Linked DNA regions of Homo sapiens: region 2 is linked to region 1. Evidence: read pairs that join two places in POLR2A ChIA-PET (ENCODE). Cell type or tissue: endothelial cell of umbilical vein. All regions are shown on one strand. Each heading gives the region's core, and the rest is flanking DNA. Links, peaks and the distances in the headings are about the cores only. Region 1 has its middle 20 kb from the start of ATXN2-AS. Region 2 overlaps ACAD10 (acyl-CoA dehydrogenase family member 10).

Region 1 (2,913 bases), core at 207-2,706:
AGCCCAAGAGTTTGAGACCAGCCCTGGCAATATAGTGAGACCAAGTCTCTATAAAAAAAAAAAAAAAAATTTTTTTTTTTTTTGAGACAGAGGCTTGCTCTGTTGCTCAGGCTGGAGTGCAGTATCATGATCTCCGCTCCTGCAACCTCCGCCTCCCGGGCTCAAGCGATTATCTTGCCTCAGCCTCCTGAGTAGCTGGGATTACAGGCACCTGCCACCACGCCCAGCTAATTTTTGCATTTTTTTAGTAGAGTCAGGGTTTCACAATGTTGGCCAGGCTGGTCTTGAACTCCTGACCTCACGTGATCCTCCTGCCTCAGCCTCCGAAAGTGCTGGGATTACAGTCGTGAGCCACCGCACCTGGCCTCAAAAATTTTTTTAAATTAGCCGGGCATGGTGGCACGCATCTGTAGTCGCAGCTACTTCAGAGGTTGAAGTGGGAGGATTCCTTGAGCCTGGGAGGTTGAGGTTGCAGTGAGCCATGATCGCAGCACTGCACTCCAGCCTGAGCAACAGAGCAACACCCGGACTCAAAGAAAAAAAAAGACAAGAAAAGAAAGAAGAAAGGCAACTGAATAAAGAGAATCTACTTACAGTATTTCCCTAAGCATGCCCAATTGGACTTTTTTTTTTTTTTTTTGAGATGGAGTCTTACTTTGTCACCCAGGCTAGAGTGCAGTGGTGCAATCTTGGCTCACTGCAACCTCTGCCTCTGGGTTCAGGTGATTCTCCTGCCTCAGCCTCCCAAGTAGCTGGGACTATAGGCTCACGCCACCATGCCCGGCTAATTTTTGTATTTTTAGTAGACACAGGGTTTCACCATGTTGGTCAGGCTGGTCTCGAACTCCTGACTTCGTGATTCACCTGCCTCAGCCTCCTAAAGTGCTGGGATTACAGGCGTGAACCACTGTGTCTGGCCCAACTGGATTGCATCCTCCACCTCCCGAGTTCAAGCAGTTCTCTGCCTCAGCCTCCCGAGTAGCTGGGATTACAGGCGCCCACCACCACACCCAGCTATTTTTTTTTTTATTTTTATTTTTAGTAGAGACAGGGTTTCACCATCATGGCCAGGCTGATCTTGAACTCCCGATCTCGTGATCCACCTGCCTTGGCCTCCCAAAGTGCTGGGATTACAGGCGTGAGCCACCACGCCCAGCCTCCATAGACTATTTTTTAAACAATTTTACTCAGGTATAAGTCACACCCTATACAATTCACCCATTTAAAGTATATAGTTCAGTGAGTCTTTTAGTATATTCACACAGCTTTGCAACCATCACCATAGTATAATTTTAGAACATTTTTGCCGGTCATGGTAGCTCACACCTGTAATCTCAGTGCTTTGAGAGGCTAAGGTAGGAGGATTGCTTGAGGCCAGGAGTTCAAGATCAGCCTGGGCAATGTAGCGAGACCCTGTCTCCACAAAAAATAATCAGAAAAATTAGCCAGGCATTGGGGTGCATGCCTGTAGTCCCAGCTGCTAAGAAAGCTGAGGCAGGAGGATCACTTGAGGCCAGAAGTTGGAGGGTAGAGTGAGTTAGGATGGTGCCACTGCACGGCAGCCTGGGTGACAGAACAAAACTCTTTTTTTTTTTTTTTTGAGATGGAGTTTCGCTTTTGTTGCCCAAGCTGGAGTGCAATGGTGTGATCTTGGATCACTGCAACCTCTGCCTCCTGTGTTCAAGCAATTCTCCTGCCTCAGCCTCCCGAGTAGCTGGGATTACAGGCACGCACCACCATGTCCAGCTAATTTTTTGTATTTTTAGTAGAAACTGGGTTTCACCATGTTAGCCTAGCTGGTCTCGAACTTCTGACCTCAGGTGATCAGCCCCACCTGGCCTCCCAAAGTGCTGTGATTACAGGCGTGAGCAACCGCACCAAGCCTTTTTATTTTTTTTTTTTTTGTGGGTACCTAGAAGGTGTATATATTTACGGGGTACATGAGATGTTTTGTTTTGCTTTGAGATGGAGTCTTGCTGTGTTGCCCAGGCTGGAGTGCAGTGGCGCAATCTTACCTCACTGCAACCTCCACCTCCTGGGTTCAAGCAATTCTCCTGCCTCAGCCTCCCGAGTAGCTGGGATTACAGGTGTGCACCACCACGTCCGGCTAATTTTTGTATTTTTAGTAGAGGCAGGGTTTCACCATGTTGGCCAGGCTAGTCTCAAACTCCTGACCTCAAATGATCCACCCACCTTGGCCTCCCAAAGTGCTGGGATTACAGGCGTGGGCCACCGAGCCTGGACACGTGAAATGTTTTGATACAGACATGTCATATGTAATAATAACATCATGGAGGCAAGGAGCTGTTTTGTTTTATTTTGTTTTGTTTGAGACAGGATCTCTCTCTGTCACCCAGGCTGGATTTCAGTGGTGCGATCTTGGCTCACTGCAGCCTCCACCTCCCAGATTCAAGGGATCCTTCTACCTCAGCCTTCCAAGTATCTGGGACTACAGCCAGGTGCCACCACTCCCAGTTAATTAATTAATTAATTAATTAATTTGAGACACAGTCTTGCACTGTCACCCAGGCTGTAGTTCAGTGGCGTGATCTTGGCTCACTGCAGACTCTGCCTCCCTTGTTCAAGTGATTTTGGTGCCTCAGCCTCCCGAGTAGCTGGGAGTGCAATGGCGTGATCTTGGATCACTGCAACCTCTGCCTCCTGTGTGCAAGCAATTCTCCTGCCTCACACAAGCATGTGCCACCACACCCAGCGAATTTTTTTTTTTTTTTTTTTTTTTGGTATTTTTAGTAGAGGCGGGGTTTTGCTATGTTGGCCAGGCTGGTCTCAAACTCCTGAGATCAAGTGATCCACCCGCCTGGGCCTCCCAAAGTGCTGGGATTACAAGCGTGAGCCACCATGCCCAGCCTTCCCATTGAGATTTTTTTTTTTTAATTTTAAATTTAAATTTTT
Region 2 (2,913 bases), core at 232-2,731, 120 kb after region 1:
ATCACCGCAGTCTAGCCTGGGCAACAAAGTGAGACTGTCTCAGAAAAAAAAAAGGTGGGGGGAGCGGGGAGAGACTTAAAAGATACGTTAGCCAGTTACAGTGTTGGGACCTTATTTGGATCCTTTCTTGAACAAATTATTTGGAAAAAATTTTGATGATAGTCACTGAAACTTGAATTCTGAGTGGATAGTCGATGATATGAAGAAGTTAACAGTTAACGATTTTTTAAGGGTAATAATAGTATTGTGGGTTTTTTAAAAAACATTTGTTTTTAGAGTTTTGAAAGAATCCTAGATGAGATATTTGGGATTTACTCCAAAAAATCCAGGACAGTGGGAGTGGGGATGGCAGGGAATGAAACCAGACTGGGCTGGCATCGATCATTGCGGAAGGCGAGCAGTAGAACCCGTAGGCTTGTTATTCTCTCCTCTCTACTCCTGTGTGTCTTTGAAATTTTCCAAAAGGAGGCCAGTCATGATGGCTCACGCCGGTAATCCTAGCACACTGGGAGGCCGAAGTAGGTGGATCACCTGAGGTCGGGAGTTTGAGACCCCTGGCCAACATGGTGAAACCCCGTCTCCACTAAAAATACAAAAATTGCCTGGGTGTGGTGATGCCGCCTATAATCCCAGCTACATGGGAGGCTGAGGCAGGAGAATCACTTGAACCCGGGAGGCAGAGGTTGCAGTGAGCAGAGATCGTGCCACTACACTCCAGCCTGGGTGACAGAGCAAGACTCCATCTCAAAAAAAAAAAAAAAAAGGCCAGGTGCGGTGGCTCATGCCTGTAATCCCAGCACTTTGAGAGGCCGAGGCGGGGGGATCACGAGGTCAGGAGATCAAGACCATCCTGGCCAACATGATGAAACCCCGTCTCTACTAAAAATACAAAAATTAGCTGGGCTTGGTGGTGTGTGCCTGTAATCCCAGCTACTAGGTGTCTGTAATCCCAGCTAACTAGGGAGGCTGAGGCAGATGAATAGCTTGAACCAGGGAGTCAGAGGTTGCAGTGAGCCGAGATTGCTTCACTGTTCACTCCAGCCTGGTGACAGAGCGAGACTCCATCTCAAAAAAAAAAAAAAAAAAAAGAAAAGAAAAAGAAATTTTCCAAAAGCAAAACTTAAAAACAAAAGGCAAGGAGAAAGAAGGAGAAAGGAATTCATCATGGGATTTGCTAGTGCTGATGGAGTGTTTAGCTTTGCAGTCAGTGACACCCCAAGCTTGCTGGCAGCCTGTGTTCTCAGCCAGGTTGCCAGAGTCTTCTGAGAGAAGCAGTTGCAGTAGGGGAATTGATCATTCATTCCCAAGTATATGAGCCTCTACTAAAAGCCAGCACTGTGCTAGGTGGTCCTGGAGATACACAGTCATGAGAAAAACTGTCCGGAGAAAAACCAGTACCCAGAGAATTTCTAGTTTAACTGTACCTGGTCTGATAAGCAGGGGATGCTGGAAGCAGGAATTTCTGGAAACAATATTTTCCCTCTTTTAGGAAAATACAGTATCAGCTGTAAGCCACTATTTCCCATTTTTTTTATAGTTTTCCAATAAACACTAACCAGAAATATTTACTTAAACAGAATGGCTGCTAAGTCCTTATGGTGATGAATAGTCCTGGTCACCTCTGATATTTCCTAGCCGGCTGCCAAGTTTTCTCCCTGCTCTGCTCCAGTGACCTGGGAAAAGCTTAATAGACTGCCCATTTTAGAGTCTCCACACTGAGTGTCCTCAGCCTGTCTCTCAGGAAGCCCTTTGACATGTTTTTAAGATCCTGTGAGCCATCGTTGTGGCTTCTGGTTTCTCTCGGCCCAGAGCTAAAACACCCCACCTGTTTGCCACCAGACAGAAAAATGTCTGTTTGTTCAGGCCTTTATTCCTCTTATCTTACTGTGCACTCCTTTCCCTCCCTCTGGGAAGCCAGCCAGACACACTGAGGAAATGGCTTAGTTTTCTCATGTAAAAACAACAAAATCCATTTTTTGAAAGAATAATATAAAAACGTATGATGAATGGGGAAAAAACCAACTATACAAACATAAATATTACTTCTGTACATTTGTCTTCTACAATTAGCTTTAAAATCATTTTTGTTTGAACAGCTGAGATATTTGGTACTGGCCAGGAAAACTGGAGCTTAGAGAAGGGGTATCTGTTTCCAAGACATTCTCTCTATGGTGTCATTTACAAAAGACTTCAAATCAGCATTAGATTGGGAAGGGGATGAGAGAGACCAGAGCCCAGTGAGCAGAAGATTAACAGTATGTACCTGCCCAGCCCATGTGTCCTTCTCCTTCCTTAATAAGTGGGTGCAGAAATTAGATTTCTGGTAGATGGCCACTGAAATTCTATAAAGTGCTTATGACTGCAAGTTAAGTGGACACCAGTGATGTGGTCTCTTCTGCTGGAACTACATTTTGGAAAATATACCAGAAGCAATAGATCTAAATCAATCCAAGCTTATACAAGTGACTTTTTTCAGGGACAAAGTAGCAGTCTCAGAGTGGGAGCCAACCAAATAGAAGAAAATTAAGAATACACCTCTTACTCTGTTAGAAGAAGAAAATCCTTATGAATAATAAGGAACATAAGGGAGTATCTTTCCCTTCAATGTGCTGTGTGCAGTCCGAGGAATAAGGAATAAGCCCCCACTGTGTGTCTGCAAGGAAGAGGCTATCTGGTTTCTGACTGACTTCCCTGGGTTAGGTTCATACCTAGCACCCAGAAGGTCCTCAGTAGAGACCTATTGAGGTCCAGTAGGCTAACTCTCTGCAGGGTAGCAAAGAATTTGCTCTGAGTTTGTTCCTAACTCTGTAAGGAATAGTTTAAACTATCTTTAACACCAAAGCTGCATGAAAATGGCTGTCTCAGCTGGGCATGGTGGCTCATGCCTGTAATCCCAGCAGTTTGGTAGACTGA

Evidence for each region. Peaks named below come from ENCODE experiments on the same cell type or tissue, not always from the same donor. Only the 100,000 strongest peaks of a DNase experiment are listed, where the experiment ranks them.
Region 2: POLR2A ChIA-PET joins it to region 1 with 5 read pairs; 4 of 35 experiments call an interaction of 5 or more read pairs at or near these places.

The regions. Positions count from the first base shown.
Region 1 is chr12:111,617,664-111,620,576 of GRCh38, forward strand. No RefSeq gene overlaps it. Among named protein-coding and RNA genes, the nearest start is that of ATXN2-AS, 20 kb to the left of the region's middle. In endothelial cell of umbilical vein, for the core only: no CTCF peak of the experiment used is centred there; no DNase peak of the experiment used is centred there.
Region 2 is chr12:111,739,715-111,742,627 of GRCh38, forward strand. The region is part of intron 12 of ACAD10 (acyl-CoA dehydrogenase family member 10); the gene reads left to right. Among named protein-coding and RNA genes, the nearest start is that of ALDH2, 26 kb to the right of the region's middle. In endothelial cell of umbilical vein, for the core only: no CTCF peak of the experiment used is centred there; a DNase peak (open chromatin) is centred at 1,757; H3K27ac peaks cover 1,733 bases.